5 separate regions of the Homo sapiens genome follow, and all the other regions are linked to region 1. The links are chromatin contacts, found by Hi-C or POLR2A ChIA-PET in ENCODE. All regions are on one chromosome and are shown on one strand. Each heading gives the region's core, a stretch centred on a gene start or an enhancer-like site at or near the end of the contact. The rest is flanking DNA. Distances are from core to core; before and after follow the strand shown.

Region 1 (2,949 bases), core at 4-2,503:
GAACAACTCTAAATGTTAGAGGATTTTCTGAGCTTAAAAATACTGCCTTGTAATTTCTATTGGTTTTAGTTCTGCACTTTGGAGAAGAGAATAAGGCTCCGTTATTTCCAATATTATACTATTCAGTTATTTGAAGACAGCTTCCAATTTCTATGCTCAACCCTTTCCCTCTTTTTTTTTTTTTTTTTTTTTGAGATGCAGTTTCGCTCTTGTCGCCCAGGCTGGAGTGCAATGGCGCTATCTCGGCTCACTGCAACCTCCGCCACCCGGGTTCAAACGATTCTCCTGCCTCGGCCTCCTAAGTAGCTGGGATTACAGGTGACCGCCACCATGCCCCGCTAATTTTTTGTATTTTTAGTAGAAACGGGGGTTTCGCCATGTTGGGCAGGATGGTCTCGAACTGCTGACCTCAGGTGATCCGCCCGCCTCGGCCTCCCAAAGTGCGCTGGGATTACAGGGGAGAGCCACTGCGCCCGGCCTCCCTCGTTTATATGCAGGTTAAAAACTCCCTTGAGCCTTCAACTATTTCTTTTTCTTTTTTTTTTTTTTTTTTGAGGAGTTTCGCTCTTGTTGCCCAGGCTGGAATGGCGCTATCTCGGCTCACTGCAACCTCCGCCTCCCAAGTTCAAACGATTCTCCTGAGTAGCTGGGATTACAGGCATGCGCCACCACACCCGACTAATTTTGTATTTTTAGTAGAAACAGGGTTTCACCATATTGGTCAGACTGGTCTCGAACTCCTGACCTCAGGTGATCCGCCTGCCTTAGGCCTCCCAAAGTGCTGGGATTACAGGCGTGAGCCACAGCGGCTGGTGCTTTCAACTATTTATTTGACATGGCTTCAAGCTTCCTTGCCACCCTAGTGCCGCCATCGCTCCGTTTCCCTTCCCTACCACCCTTGGGGAGTAAGGGTGAGGACTGGGGAATGGCAGAGGAAGCGTAGTTTTTCCGAAGAGCTGAAGGCAGCCTGTGATTATGACCTTAGCTCTTCCTCTTCTCTGTTTTCTGATCTCCTAATACACGTCTGTAAATATCACAAGACCCTGCAAGTCCCTCACTTATTATCTCTTCAAATCTGACGACTTTCAACCGTTCGGGCCCCACGACTCTCTCCCCGGACTAGGATCTACTCTATGGTAGTGAGCTCAGCCTTTCTAGCTCTCTAGTCCTCCCATTGCTCCATCTATGGTTTCCGGAGGCCTCACCGGAAGCCCTCGTGTGAGGCCGTGTGGGAGGCCGGAAGTTGCGGCTTCATTACTCGCCATTTCAAAATGCTGCCGAGGCCCTAGGATCTGTGACTGCCACCCCTCCCCCCACCCGGGCTCGGCGGGGGAGCGACTCATGGAGCTGCCGTAAGGTGTGGCTCTTGGCCTTCGTCGGCGGGGTGCCGGGAGCGGGAGCTGGAGAGTGAGGAGCAGGCGGCCGTACCGCCAGTTGTGCGGGTAGCGGGCGGGAGGAGCTTGAGAGGTGGGTCGGGCGGCGTGGGGAAGGCCGCGCCAGGCGGAAGAAGGGCTCGGGGGGAGGGGAAGAGTTGTGGGATGAGGGCTCGCGGAAGATAAAAGTGGAGGTGGGGTGACGTGAAGTAACTTTGGCCAACAGGTGACAAACCTAAAGTCGACGTAGTTGGATTGAGTTTAACTGGACACAACATTTGAGGACTGTTGAGGCAATTTGGAGAAAGGAGGTGGGAGAGAGGGAACCGGGTAGAATGACATTGACGTGTCTTAAGTTTTTAAGTTAGTTTTTAGGTCTGCGGACAGTCTACCTTAGAGGCACTTGAGTGCTTGTTTGAAAATGCTTGTTTTGGCTTGGCGCGGTGGCTCACGCCTGTAATCCCAGCACTTCAGGAGGCCGAGGTGGGTGGATCTACCTGAGGACAGGAGTTCGAGACCAACCTGGCCAACCTGGTGAAACCCCGTCTCTAGTAAAAATACAAAAATATTAGATGTGTGTGGTGGCGCATGCCTGTAATCCTAGCTACTCGGGAGGCTGAGGCAGGAGAATCACTTGAATCCGTGGGCGGGGGTTGCAGTGAGTCGAGATCGCGCCACTGCACTCCAGCTTGGGCTACAGAGGGAGATTCCGTCTCAAAAAAAAAAAAAGAAAAAATGTTCGTTTTGGGGCCACACTGAAACCTACAGACAGTATCGAGATGGGGCTCAGAGAAATATATTTTAATGAGCACACCTCCCAGTGATTTTTGTATACCTTAAAGCTTGAAAACCACAGGTTTTTTTGGTTGTGTTTTTGTTTTGTTTTTGTTTTTTTTGAGTGGAGTTTCGCTCTTTTTGCCCAGGCTGGCGTGCAGTGGCGCGATCTTGGCTCACTGCAACTTCTGCCTCACGGGTTCAAGTGATTCTTCTGCCTCAGCCTCCCGGGTCGCTGGGATTACAGGTGTGCGCCACCACGCCTGGCTAATTTTGTGTTTTATTAGAGATGAGGTTTCACCAGGTTGGCCAGGCTGTTCTCGAACTCCAGACCTCAGGTGATCCGCCCACCTCGGCCTCCGAAAGTGTTGGGATTACAGGCGTGAGCCACCGTGCCCGGCCGAAAACCACAGTTTAAAAGCAACACCCGGAGAAAATGCTGCAGCTCTGTGCTGTTGGCACGTGGAACTAGTATCTGTCAAAGATACTTGGAACCTCTTGGTGTTAAGTATTACTGTATCTCAGTTTAGATTTAGTCTTCTCTCTCCTCATACATTTTTTTTTTAATAGATGGGATTTCGGCCAGGCCCAGTGGCTCACACCTTTAATCCCAGCACTTTGGGAGGCCAAGGGGGCAGGTTTGCTTGAGTCTCGGAGTTCGACACCAGCCTAGGCAACAAACTGAGCCCCATCTCTGCAAAAAATAAAAAAATCAGTGTCATAGAGCGAGCTTCCAGTCCCAGCTACCCAAGAGACTGAGGTGGGAGGATTGCTTGATCCCAGGAGGTAAAGGCTGCAGCAA
Region 2 (2,915 bases), core at 256-2,755, 2.2 Mb before region 1:
CTCAAGACTAGCCTGAGCAACATGGCAAAACCCTGTCTCTACAAAAAATACAAAAGTTAGCCAGGCATAGTGACACAGGCCTGTAGTCCCAGCTACTTGGGGGGCTGAGGTGGGAGGATCGCTTCAGCCTGGGAGGTTGAGGCTACAGTGATCCACGACCATGCCACTGCCCTCCAGCCTGGGTGACAGAGCGAGACCCTGTCTCAAACAAAACAAAACAAAACAAAACAATCGGACAGATACATGTTTTATAACCCAGTCTTGGTGAATATAAAAATGTTCTATTTGCTACCTTAGGAATTTAGTATGATTTAGTATGCTTGATAGTATCTTTCTCTAGCTTTGAAAAAAAAAATCATGGGACAGGTACAGTGGCTCAGGGCTGTAATACCAACACTTTGGGAGGCTGAGGCAGGAGGATCGCTTGTGTCTAAGAGTTCCAGACCAGCCTGGGCAACATGGTGAGACCTTGTCTCTACAAAAAAATAAAAAAATAGTGGGTGTGGTGGTGGGCACCTGTAGTCCTAGCTACTGGGGAGACTGAGGTGGGAGGATCGCTTGAGCCCAGGAGGTTGAGTCTGCAGTGAGCCGTGATTGCGCCATTGCACTCAGCCTGGGTGACAGAGTGAGACTCTGTCTCAAAAGAAAAGAAATAAAAATCATGGAAGACATCTATTCTGTCTTGTAAAAATTTAAGGTATATGAAAAGAGTAGAGGAGGAGGAGGAGGGAGAAGGAAGAGAAATTATTTATTGGGATCCAATATGTGCCAAAGATAGTATTAGGCATCCTTGCATGTATTATTTCATTTGATCCACATGACTACCCTGTGAGATGTTATTCCCATTTTACACATAAGAAAACTGGCTAAGAGAAGTCAAGTAATTTGTCTGCGGCTGTGAATTCAATTTAAATTCACAGCTTAAACTCTTTTCACTACATCTGAATGCATCATTTTCAAGATCTTTTCTGGGCCTGGAGTAAGTTGACAGTATTTATGTAAAACATGTAATACTGTATCTGTATGTATGCTCCTCTTCCCCACGCTCATTCACATTTACCGTGATTAATACACATGTTAATAAAACCCTAGACTTAGAACTAGGATATAGAATCCAGTCGTTTAGGTACTTAATGTTTAGTTCTCTCCTCCAGAAAACAGGAATAATTACCGCCTTTTTTCCACTCCAAAGAATTGATGTGATAATTAGGGAGATAAGATTAGTTACTAGTCATAACAAGAATAAACTACAACTCCCAAAATGCCCAGAGGAAGAGGCTGACGCCAGTCCAGGAGACAGTTCCAGCTTTAGGGCAAAGGTGACCCCACTGGGTCCCGTGGCGAAAGAGAGAGCCGCCGGTCCTCGCCTTTTTTCTGATGCATCCAGGGATTTGTAGTTCCCTTACGGCCACCAAGTGCACTTAGGGCAGGCCTCTTACTACGAGTCCCGTGATGACCCGAGGCCGGGCAGCGCCTGCGTATTGAAGCCGAGGGAGCGTGCGGGCGGTACTACTGGCGGGAGGAGTAAAGATGGCGGCGCGAGGGTCTCCGCCCTCTGCTCCGGGCTGAAGCGCTCTGAGAGAGGCGGCAGCGGCAACTCGAGCCCCAACAGTAATTTAGTGTTGGTAGTTTTGGCAGCAGCTGCCGAGGCCGGAGCAATGGCGGAACTGGAGCACCTAGGAGGGAAGCGGGCAGAGTCGGCGCGAATGCGGCGGGCAGAGCAGCTTCGGCGCTGGCGGGGCTCGCTGACAGAGCAGGAGCCTGCGGAGCGACGAGGCGCGGGGCGGCAGCCGCTGACCAGGCGCGGGAGCCCCAGGGTCCGCTTCGAGGACGGTGCTGTCTTTCTGGCCGCCTGCTCTAGCGGGGACACCGACGAGGTGAGAAAGCTTCTGGCAAGAGGTGCTGATATCAACACGGTCAACGTGGACGGCTTGACAGCCCTGCACCAGGTAACTCCTTTCTTGGTCTTAGAGGCGTCCAGTCTCCTACAGATGAGCCTTTGACCCTGCGAGCCACCCCATGGGGAGTATCAGTGTTGCCGCCGACTCCTTCTGCATGGACACTGCCCTTTTGGGCTAATCGGTTTCATTCTTGGCCAGCTTCCTCCACTAATCAAGTCTTTTTCTGACCCCAGGGTCTTAGGAATAGCGTCACCCCGCTGCTTGGTCAGTGTTTGTATTTCCCTCCACCTACTTGTGTTGTCATGGTTACTGGTGATTTTTGTCCCTGGTCTTATCCCTGTAGATTAGTTATCTTCACTTATGTCTGGTTGGCGTGCCTGCACACCGCGTCACTCATAGGCACAGTGTCATTTGTTTGATGCCCTTTCAGAAAATTCAGTTGTTGTGTGTCCCCGTTATAGAATATCTTATATCACTTAAAGAGTAAAGCCCTTTACTGGGTAAAGACAAGCAGGTCTGAAACCACACCTCTTGTTTTGTTGATTTGTAGTACTTCAAAACAGTTTGTGTTGCCTCTAGGCTACAGCTCCTAGAACACGCTGGACCTCGTTGTTTTAGGTATCTTAACTTCCTTCTCAGCAGTGCTACCTCCCTGAGAGCTTCCTATGGAGAACTAAGTTACTGAATTACCTCTGTTTGATACTTATGGAATAGCTTTTCTATTTTTCTATTTTTTTTTCTAAAGTGCTCTATAGAAATCCCATGCCCCATGTATAGCTATACTATATGGATTGTGGATAATCTGTGCTTGGTAACGACACCTTTACTTCTGTCACCTAATGCAGCAATATTCTCTGTCTACTGACTGCCATGACTAACTACCCCTCTCTCCTCAAATGGAACTTCATCAGTTATTTTGGTGAGCTGAGAGCCGGACACCCACTCTTAATCTTTTGTATTTTTCTTCTTCTGCCGTCTGTGCAAAGTGAATGTATTGGCATGAGAATCTACTTC
Region 3 (2,885 bases), core at 122-2,621, 2.3 Mb after region 1:
ACCAGCCTGGCCAACATGGTGAAACCCTGTCTCTACTAAAAATACAAAAATTAGCTGGGCGTGGTGAGGCTGAGGCAGGAGAATCACTTGAATCTGGGAGGCTGAGGCTGCAGTGAGCAGAGATCGCGCCACTGTGCTCCAGCCTGGGCGACAGAGCAAGACTCTGTCTCAAAAAAAAAAAAAAAAAAAAAAAAGAAAAAAAAAGAAAAAAAAGAGAGAGAGGAGGAAGTTGAGCACTTTGCTCAGAAGGACATCATCCTGCCCATTCTGGTCCTTACCTCTAAAACGTGCCACTGACTCTCAATCCTCCCCATACTCCGTGTGTTTTGTGCATTTTGGATGCACAGCTGCATCACACATGAAGATGCAGTTGCTTCCTCCCACCCTGGATTCATGCTACTTCCACTATGACTGTCATTTACATGTGCCCCTCTTAGCTCATAGACTAAGGGAGAAGGGAAAGGGAGTGGGTGCGAGCAACTGCGTCCAGCCTTGCCCCCGGTTCCCTAAGTCAGCTGTTGGCGAACTATGTGGATCCAGGACTCTTTTACATCTTCAAAGTTATAGAGGACCCCCAAAGAGCTTTCACTTATGTGGGTTATATATACATATATATGTATATAGTTATATATACATATATATGTATATAGTTATATATACATATATATGTATATAGTTATATATACATATATATGTATATAGTTATATATACATATATATGTATATGTTATATATACATATATATGTATATGTTATATATACATATATATGTATATAGTTATATATACATATATATGTATATAGTTATATATACATATATGTGTAAACATTTATCATATTAGAAAGTAAAACTGATAAATTTTTAAAAATACCTCCTATGACATCTTTTTAAAGTCATAAACAATAATAAACCCTTACATGTTAACATGGCATTTTTAAATGAGATGTAACTATTTTCCAAACCAAAACACATTTAGTGAGAAGAGTGGCAGTGTTCTGCATTTTTTTCCAAGCATTTTTAACTCTCTGGCTTGATAGAAGCAGGATCCTCACAACTGCTCTTACATGCGGTCTGTTGTAATATGCCGTTTTAGTTGGAGCATAAGAATTTTCCCCTGGAAAAGGGAAGACCTCTCAGGGTTTCTCAGACCACCCTTAGAGAATGAATGCTGTAAGTGTTTCACAGAAATCTCTGGGTGAGGACAAGTAGGAGGAGAATGATCAAAGTGTGGCCTCAGAGGCAGGTGCAGAGGATGTACCCAAAGGGCACCTGGCTTGGGTAGACAAGGGAGAAGCCTACTGCTGTATTCTTTATTCAGAGTTTCCAAATAGCCAGGGTGGTCTTTCAGTTTAGCAGCTCCTGTGAGCCTCTCACATGTCACGGAAGCTACAGTGCCTCACAAGCGGTGTTTGTGGTTTCAAGTCAAAACCCATGGGAGTTCTGGGGTTGATTTGCCAGTGACCTGTCATTACTGTAAACCCCTTCTCCAAGGGGCCCCAGGCCTAGGACTAGGTTCTAGAGGCTGGGTGTGGTCAAGGGGCACAGAGCTGTTGGACAGGCTCTACTGCAGGCTTATTTTGGGCTCTGCTTTCTTCTTCTGCCTTTTATTCTCCTCTCTCCCTCCTCTTTAATTCTAAGGGGCATTAAAAACCCTGCTTAGTCTTTGGTAACTCTTGTGCTTTCTCAGTTTTTAGAACAACATTGAAAATAAAAACAGACATTTCCTAGCCCCACTGGCCAGAATTTGTCCAATTAAATCAATATCATTGGCTTGCCATTCTCGTCTCATCCCATGCAGATTTGCCTGGCACACACAGTAGGTGAGCTCTAAGTGCTCTGGTGAACTTAGAAATCATTTTATAAGGAGGGCACCCTTTTAGGAACTGGGTCAGACATTGTGTGGTCATATTAAAGCTCAATCCCTGGTTGCCCACCTGATTGTGGGAGACCATCTATAGAAGGAGGGGAAAAAGAAACTCCTTTTCCCAGGGTGCTGGACTAAGAACTCCAGAGGCCCTAAGTTGTCTCGACCTTCAGATGTAGTTCAAAATAGTTTAAGGAGGCCCAACAAGGTTCTGATACTCTTTTGATGATTTTAAAAGTATTCTTTTTAAGATTAAAATACTTAAAATACAAGGAATACTTTCTAAACAGTATTATTCTTTCAAGTAATTAAGGAGAATCTGTTTGTACCTTGGCTTTTGGGTGATCTGAGACTGTTCCCAGCAAGAACCTTGAATTCAGGTGCCTCAAGCAGTGGGTTGGATATAAATTGGTATCAGGTAGTCAACTGGTTTCACGAAAGCGGCTAAGGGTTGTGCACTTGAGCCTCTCTTATGTGGCAGACCTTATATACCTCTGACAGCAAAGGCTGGAAGTGCCTTCCCCACTTTGCTCAACCCCCAGCCCTACCCTGGGTCCAAGTGTTCTGTTATTGGAAACCCCAAGATGTGCTCTGTCTTTGGGCTTGTCTTTGCAGCAGAGCATGGTGGTTAAGTGTGCGGGCCCTGGAGTCGGACTGGGTTTGCAACCCAGCTCTGCCCTTTCCCATCTGTGTGACCTTGGGCAAGTTTCTGAGCCTCCCTGTGCGGCAGTATCTATATACAATTGGAGATGATAATTGGTGCTGTCGTAGTGTTGCAAGGGCGGAATGAGTGACTGTACACAATGCTTGGATGAATACTTGACATACAGCAAGTAGCCAGCCCACCTGAAGTGTAGTGGTTGATGTTTTTCCTTGGGAATACTCAGCTGCTAAAAGCTAAGTATGTCTCTTCGTGGATCTGAAGACTTGGAACAGACCAATTTCAACTCCAATATTCTGAGGATGTTACAGGGAGACAGAGAAGTCAGTCTCATAGTAGAAAGACTGACTGGCTCAGGC
Region 4 (3,217 bases), core at 35-2,534, 2.1 Mb after region 1:
TACCTGTTGGATACAGATTTTTCTCCAGTTCAAAGAGGATGGGGTTACCACCACTCACGTACACAGTCACTGCATCCCCTTTGTGAGCATACAACTTCACAATGTTGAGCTCCTCCTTTCCAGGTACTAACTCAGAGACTTGATCAGTTCCAAGGGTGGGGAAAGCAGTTGTCACATCAGCTCGAAGCTTTCTCCTGTGGAAAGCACACCAGCACTGTGAATGCTGCCTGGACAGACTTTTAATAAATATCAAGAACGAACTCAAAAGTGCTCACTATAAAATCACAAGGGCCAAAGAAAGATTGCCTGGTTTATGATGTCCTAGTCTCACACACACTCTTCTGAAACATCCTAAACTCTTTTTCATCCATTGTCATCTATTTTCACTCATTCCTGGGGTATGCCTTCCCATTTTATGGGTGGGAAAACAGGCCCAGTGAACAATCCAAGTTAGCCTGACACAGGAAACAGCCCTGCCTTCCTGACTTCATGCCTAGCCCTTGGGCCCACTCCTTTCTCATACATGCTTCGCAAATATGCCAGTTTATGATTAAATAACTATGCCATGAGACCTATAGACAACTATAAAGCACTGGTTACAAAATTCCAAACACAATCTCCATTTGTGACCCTGTCTGAACAGATACAGTTCTTCTTACCACATGTGCCTTATTCCCTCCCACCTCAGTTTCCAGCTGTCTCTCCTGCCAGAATTAATCACTAGTCATTTTTTTCTCTTATACTTTTAATTCTTGGTATCCCATCCGATCTCTCCCAAGGGGCATTAAGCTCTTTGGAGGGCAAGAATTCTGTATTCCTTCACTTCTGCATTCTCCACAACACCTTAAATAGTCTGCAGTCAGTAAACTCTGACTTAACTACGTTTTCTTTTAAACTCACTAGACTATCCAAAAGAGAGCCAGGTCCCCCTCCATCCTCACCTCAAAATGTGTCTAACCCACCCTTGCCTCCTGGGGTCCCTTCCCTGGCATACCCCTCGGCCTCCACCCGAGGATGTCGGCCAAGAATAGCGAGGGCTATGGGCCAGCGGGGCCCAAGAGGTGTCTGGTTGTTCCGTGGCAGAGCAGGCCCCTTTCCTCCCTCACCTGTCCGACCCCTTGATGGCCGTGTTGGACTTGACCCGAAAGGCCTTGGCAAACATGTCTGCTGGGGTGGCCTGGGGAAGAGAGCACAGAAGCCAGGGAATGTCAAGAAAGCGAGGGCGCAGCAGCTGCCAGGCCCTCAGCCGTGGGGGCAGCCATGCTGGGGCCCGGCCGCGAAAAGGGCCCGGCTGGAAACCAGGGCCGCGCAGCTTCGTGGCCGTTGCCGCTGGGGAGGCCGCGGCCGCCCCCAGTGGCGGTACCTGGAACTAAAGCAGGGCAGGGAGGGGCAGGGCCCAGGGAACGCCCCTCCCCCCCACCTTCCCATCCCCTCGCGGGCCTGGCTCTGCGCCTGCGCGAGCGGCTCGGGTTCCCCGTCCGTAGCGACTCGGCCACGCCAATAGCTGTTCTGTTTATTTCCTTCCACCCCATCAACCTTAGGAACTGCTTTGAGTAGAAGCTCTCTGCAAGCTCCCATTCCATTCGGTTCGGTTCAATTCCGCAAAAATAATTGAACTGATAAACAGTTCAGGCTTCGGCCGGGCGCGGTGGCCCAAGCCTGTTATCCCAGACTTTGGGAGGCCGAGGCGGGCGGACCGCTTAAGCCCAGAAGTTCGAGACCAGCCTGGGCAACATGGCGAAACCCCATCTCCATAAAAAATACAAAATAAAAAAAAAAAAAAAAAAAAAAAAAAAGAAAGAAAGAAAGAAAGAAAAAGAATTGGGAGGCCGAGGTGGGCGGATCACCTGAGGTCGGGAGTTCGAGACCAGCCTGATCAACATGGAGAAACCCTGTCTGTACTAAAAATACAAAATTAGCCGGGCATGGTGGAGCATGCCTGTAATCCCAGCTACTCGGGAGGCTGAGGCAGGAGAATTGCTTGAACCCGGGAGGCAGAGGTTGTGGTGAGCCGAGATTGCACAATTGCACTCCAGCCTGGGCAACAAGAGTGAAAGTCCGTCTCAAAAAAAAAAAAAAAAGAAAAGAAAAAAGAAAAATTCAGCCGGGTGTGGTGGCGCATGCCTGGGGAGGCTAAGGCGGTAGGATCGCTTGAGCCCAGGAGGCAGAGGTTGCCGTGAGCCGAGATTGTGCCACTGCACCCCACCTTGGACAACAGAGTAAGACTCCGTATCAAAAAAATCAAACAAACAAACAAAAAAACCTCGAGGGCTTTTTGAATATTTTTCTTTATTTTATTTTATTTTGTTTACTTGGAGACAGGGTCTCGCTGTGTCACCCAGGCTGGAGTGCAGTGGCGCAATCTCAGCTCAATGCAGCCTCCACCTCCCGGGCTCAAGCGATCCATCCGCTTCAGCCTCCCGAGTAGCTGGGACTACAGGCGGGCACCACCACACCAGGCTAATTTTTGTATTTTTTGTAGAGACAGGATCTCACCTTGTTGCCCAGGCTGGTCTCAAACTCCTGAGGTCAAGAGATCTGTCCGCCTCGGCCTCCCAAAGTGGTGGGATTACAGGACAGGTGTGAACCACCAAGTCGGGCCTAAATGTTTTTCTTAAAGGCATTCTATGATTAAGGTCTATTCATTGTACTATAAGCTAGAAGCCTCAGCTAGAATTTTCTGTAAGATTTTTCTCATCCCGGATTTTTAGTTTACTTGGGTGGTAATAACAGTAATAGAGAATTCACTGTTGTCCCAGATTTGTCCCAAAGTCACACAGGCAGGGAAGAGAAATTAGGTTTTCCTCAAAGGGACAGCTGTGTTCCCTGGAGACAAGGATTTAAACACCCGGAATCCTGGCTCTTCGTAAATTAAGTCTTGCATATTAAAATTACATTAAGCAATTTAAGTAATAAAAGTAAATTATGTTTTGCATATTAAAACTTCCAAGTGTCCATTCACCAATAAAAAATCCCAATTGATTCAGTGACGCAGTTGCACAAAGGAGAATTCCACACTGGCTTTCTAAACATTAGGCCTTCTACAATGTTTGCCCACCACCTATAGTGGCCTAGGGACCAGCCCCAACTCCTCCTAAACCTGTGACCCACTAGGCCTTTATTCTGAAGTATCCCAGCCACCAGGCCAATGTCAAAGGAGCCCAGAGGAGGACAGTGCCTACAACAGACCCCTGTACCCACCCTTCACCTCCCACTT
Region 5 (3,152 bases), core at 631-3,130, 2.6 Mb before region 1:
TGTACAATTAAATAGAGTTAACTATTCTTAATTACAGTCACATTCTGAACACGTCTTCTCCACCTTACACACCCAAATCAGATAACTAGTATGAACCATTCTCACGTGCAAGACACATTTATTGATAATCTTTAGTTCCATGGAGGGTTCGATTCATCTGCTTACTTTATTTCCAAGCTTTTGGAGAGACCCTCACTCCTCTTTGCAGTCTTCCTTTATTTATTTATTTATTTGAGGTGGAGTCTCGCTCTGTCACCCAGGCACAATCTTAGCTCACTGCAACTTCCACCTCCCACGTTCAAGCCATTCTCCTGCCTCAGCCTCCTGACTAGCTGGGATTACAGGCAACACGCCAGGCTAAATTTTGTATTTTTAGTAGAGACGGGGTTTCACCATGTTGGTCAGGCTGGTCTCGAACTCCTGACCTCGTGATCCGCCCGCCTCGGCCTCCCAAAGTGCTGGGATTACAGGCGTGTGCCACTGCGCCCGGCCTCTTCCATTATTTATGACATTGACTTTTCCGTAAAATAAATATATACATATTTTTAAAGTTAATTACAAACGTACAGAATGGAGAGGAGCACTTTAACAGCCATCACATGATTGGGATTTTGTTGACAGTAAACTAAAAGCTCCATGGGTCCCAACCTTTTTTTTTTTTTTTTTTTGACAGTGTCTCACTCTGTCACTAGAGTGCAGTGGCATGATCACAGCTCCCTGCGGGGTAGATCTCCTGGGCTCAAGCTATCTTCCCGCCTCAGTCTCCCGAACAGTCAGGGCTACAGGCACGTGTCACCACGCCCGGCCTGGTCCCCATAAGTCCCCTCTTCTCCGAGCCAAACATCTTCACACCTTCTGGTGATCATTAGTGGAGAGGCCTGTGAGAGGCTCTGGTGTCAATGTCCCTGAAATCGAGGGCTCCAAATTGGTCATGGCTCTCCAGATGGCCCAAACAGTTCCAGTTCACAAACATTTATTGAGCATCTACTACATTCCAGGCACTGTGGTTATTATAAATCACTGAGACACTGTTTGCCCTAAAGGAGCTACGTGTATTTGGTAACAGCTTCACAGTAAGTGACGAATAAGATAGCATTAATCCACATTTGACAGCAAAAGTACCAAAAAAGAAAGAAAGAAAAAGAAGAGAGAGAAAGGAAAGAAAAGAAAAGAAGAGAAAGAAAGAGGCCGGGTGCGGCGGCTCACGCCTGTAATTCTAGCACTCTGGGAGGCCGAGGTGGGCGGATCACGAGGTCAGGAGTTCGAGTCCAGCCTGATCAACATGGCGAAACCCCGTCTCTACTAAAAAAACATAAAAATTAGCCGGACCTGGTGGCGCCCGCCTGTAGTCCCAGCTACTCAGGAGGCTAAGGCAGGAGAATCGCTTGAACTCGGGAGGCGGAGGTTGCAGTGAGCCGAGATCTCGCCGCTGCACTCCAGCCTGGGCGACAGAGCCAGACTCTGTCTCAAAAAAAAAAAGAAGAAGAAAAGAAAAAGAAAGAAAGAAAAAGGATGGAAGGAGAGAAGAAAAGGAAAGGGGGAAGGGAAGGGGGAAGGGAAGGCGGAAGGGAAGGGAAAGAAAGAAGCGTATTTAGGCAGTATCGCGTTGATTTCAGTCCACGGAACCTCTGGTGACCGGGTAGTGTGACTCCGTCATTGGTAGCCCCCCGCCCACACAGCCGGGACTCGCGGCCTTTGAGGACGTGGGCAGGGCCAGTCTCGCCACGCCGCGGCCAATGCCCCGACCACACGCTGGCCACAGGAGTCCTGGCTCCCATTGGCTGCAGCGGGAAATGGTGAACCAATGCTCATAGACCTTAACGCCCTCCTCTCGGGATCACTTCCGCCTCTGGGGTCAGGCTCCGCCCAGCTTGCCCGGCATCACTCGCGGCATTGGAGTCAAGATGGAGGAGTACGCGCGAGAGCCTTGGTGAGCTTCACCGCTGTCTTTGCATTTCTCTTGCCCCCCTGCCCACTGCCCTCCTTCTCCCTTGTCCAGGCTCCCAAGGTGCAAGCCAGACTCAACCGCAGCCTCGTCGACTTGGGCCTGGTAACTGGGCAATGCGGTCTTTCGCGGCCAGTCGGCTTCTTAGCCCTGTACTTAGTACCTCCCCGGCCGCGTGAGCCTCCCTCTCCCAACCCAGCACCCGTGTGACCTTGTGATGGATGGTAAGGAGGTCCAGACTTGAGTTTGATAGAACCTCGGAACCTCCTCCCAACGCAGGGCGTAATCGACTTTATGCGGGGCCAGTTATAATCCCCCCTGTTCGTCGAGGTGACCTTGGGCGCGTCCCTCCGTCTCGCCTTGCTCAGTTCCTGCGTTGAGGAACTGAAGAATAGGCATTTGAGGGAGTGTCATTCTTGAGGTTTTACTTGTATCATGATATGTGTCCACAGAGTGAAGCATTTTAAATGAATGGAACATAGATTTTAGCCAAGGGGTCTGGATAAGCTTCTTTATTGCGTGGGGCCTTGTTTTCCTTCTTGGAATTCTTTCTTGAGGGTAGAGGGGGACAAAAATTACCTGGGAAATAGGAAGAGGTAATAGCATGTGTTCTCTGAAAAGCCATGGACAGAAATTCATTGTTACATCCAGCGTTTATTGAGTATGAATAAACCAGACACATAGATAATTATAAAACGATGTAATTGCTGTCAGAAGTCTCAGGTTGCCAGAGTTTAAAGTTTCTAGGGTCATAGGTAAAAAATCAAATCTTGATATTTCGGTTAATCATTTGTTTTATTGTGTAAGAGCAACAACCAAGATGTCCTCAATTTGTGAAAGTGCCCAGGACCTTAAATTACTACTCTGGTATCCTAGCCTTGTTGCATGTTTTATGTTCCCCTCTCCCATAAATGGCATACAAAATATAAGTTTTAGGGTCTCCTGGCTCTTCAAACTTATCTTCTTCAAAGCAGTTATCCTCCATTCTGGATTGTGCTCAGATATGTAGGACTCAGCACACTGTAAATAGCTGTTTGATGTACTATAATGACACAGGTTAGCAGAGAGTTAAAATATTTAACTATGTTGAGTTAAAGATCTTAGAAAAATAAGGCCGGGTGTGGTGGCTCACGCCTGTAATCCCAGCACTTTGGAAGGCCGAGGCGGATCACGAGGTCAGGAGTTCAAGACCAGCCTGGCCAGTATG

The links. Hi-C counts contacts between places; a loop is a spot of excess contacts on that map. ChIA-PET counts read pairs that join two places held with the same protein, here RNA polymerase II (POLR2A). Pooled maps may share reads with other maps.
Region 2: a loop to region 1 is called in a map of CD4-positive, alpha-beta memory T cell, with 8 times the contacts of the local background. The contact joins the promoter of PPP1R12B here to the promoter of MDM4 in region 1. A Hi-C loop is called at or near these places in 2 of 168 maps with a recorded cell type or tissue (CD4-positive, alpha-beta memory T cell and natural killer cell), 2 of 37 single-sample maps with no recorded cell type and 10 of 50 pooled maps. POLR2A ChIA-PET finds 5 or more read pairs at or near these places in 1 of 52 experiments (activated B cell).
Region 3: a pooled map shows a loop between it and region 1 (3-fold over the local background). The contact joins the enhancer-like site here to the promoter of MDM4 in region 1. A Hi-C loop is called at or near these places in 2 of 37 single-sample maps with no recorded cell type and 2 of 50 pooled maps. POLR2A ChIA-PET finds 5 or more read pairs at or near these places in 1 of 52 experiments (activated CD4-positive, alpha-beta T cell).
Region 4: a loop to region 1 is called in a pooled map, with 5 times the contacts of the local background. The contact joins the promoter of EIF2D here to the promoter of MDM4 in region 1. A Hi-C loop is called at or near these places in 1 of 50 pooled maps. POLR2A ChIA-PET finds 5 or more read pairs at or near these places in 2 of 52 experiments (GM12878 and naive thymus-derived CD8-positive, alpha-beta T cell).
Region 5: a pooled map shows a loop between it and region 1 (6-fold over the local background). The contact joins the promoter of TIMM17A here to the promoter of MDM4 in region 1. A Hi-C loop is called at or near these places in 4 of 50 pooled maps.

The regions. Positions count from the first base shown.
Region 1 is chr1:204,515,153-204,518,101 of GRCh38, forward strand. MDM4 (MDM4 regulator of p53) reads left to right here and starts at 1,254. Exons shown (of 11, transcript NM_002393.5): 1 at 1,254-1,357. RefSeq lists enhancers at 1-647, 508-1,707, 648-1,558, 997-1,126, 1,137-1,216 and 1 more.
Region 2 is chr1:202,347,194-202,350,108 of GRCh38, forward strand. It overlaps PPP1R12B (protein phosphatase 1 regulatory subunit 12B), which reads left to right and starts at 1,506. Exons shown (of 24, transcript NM_002481.4): 1 at 1,506-1,949. The coding sequence starts at 1,659. RefSeq lists enhancers at 1,253-1,793, 1,465-1,774.
Region 3 is chr1:206,781,245-206,784,129 of GRCh38, forward strand. The region is part of intron 1 of IL19 (interleukin 19); the gene reads left to right. Among named protein-coding and RNA genes, the nearest start is that of IL10, 10 kb to the left of the region's middle. Within about 2 kb of position 1,372, at least 3 of the 41 ENCODE cell types and tissues checked have a DNase peak (open chromatin) inside an H3K27ac peak, as active enhancers do.
Region 4 is chr1:206,611,181-206,614,397 of GRCh38, forward strand. It overlaps EIF2D (eukaryotic translation initiation factor 2D), which reads right to left and starts at 1,285. Exons shown (of 15, transcript NM_006893.3): 1 at 1,107-1,285; 2 at 4-194. The coding sequence starts at 1,162. RefSeq lists an enhancer at 978-1,047 and a silencer at 1,338-1,547.
Region 5 is chr1:201,953,623-201,956,774 of GRCh38, forward strand. TIMM17A (translocase of inner mitochondrial membrane 17A) reads left to right here and starts at 1,881. Exons shown (of 6, transcript NM_006335.3): 1 at 1,881-1,930. The coding sequence starts at 1,905. RefSeq lists an enhancer at 1,870-2,159.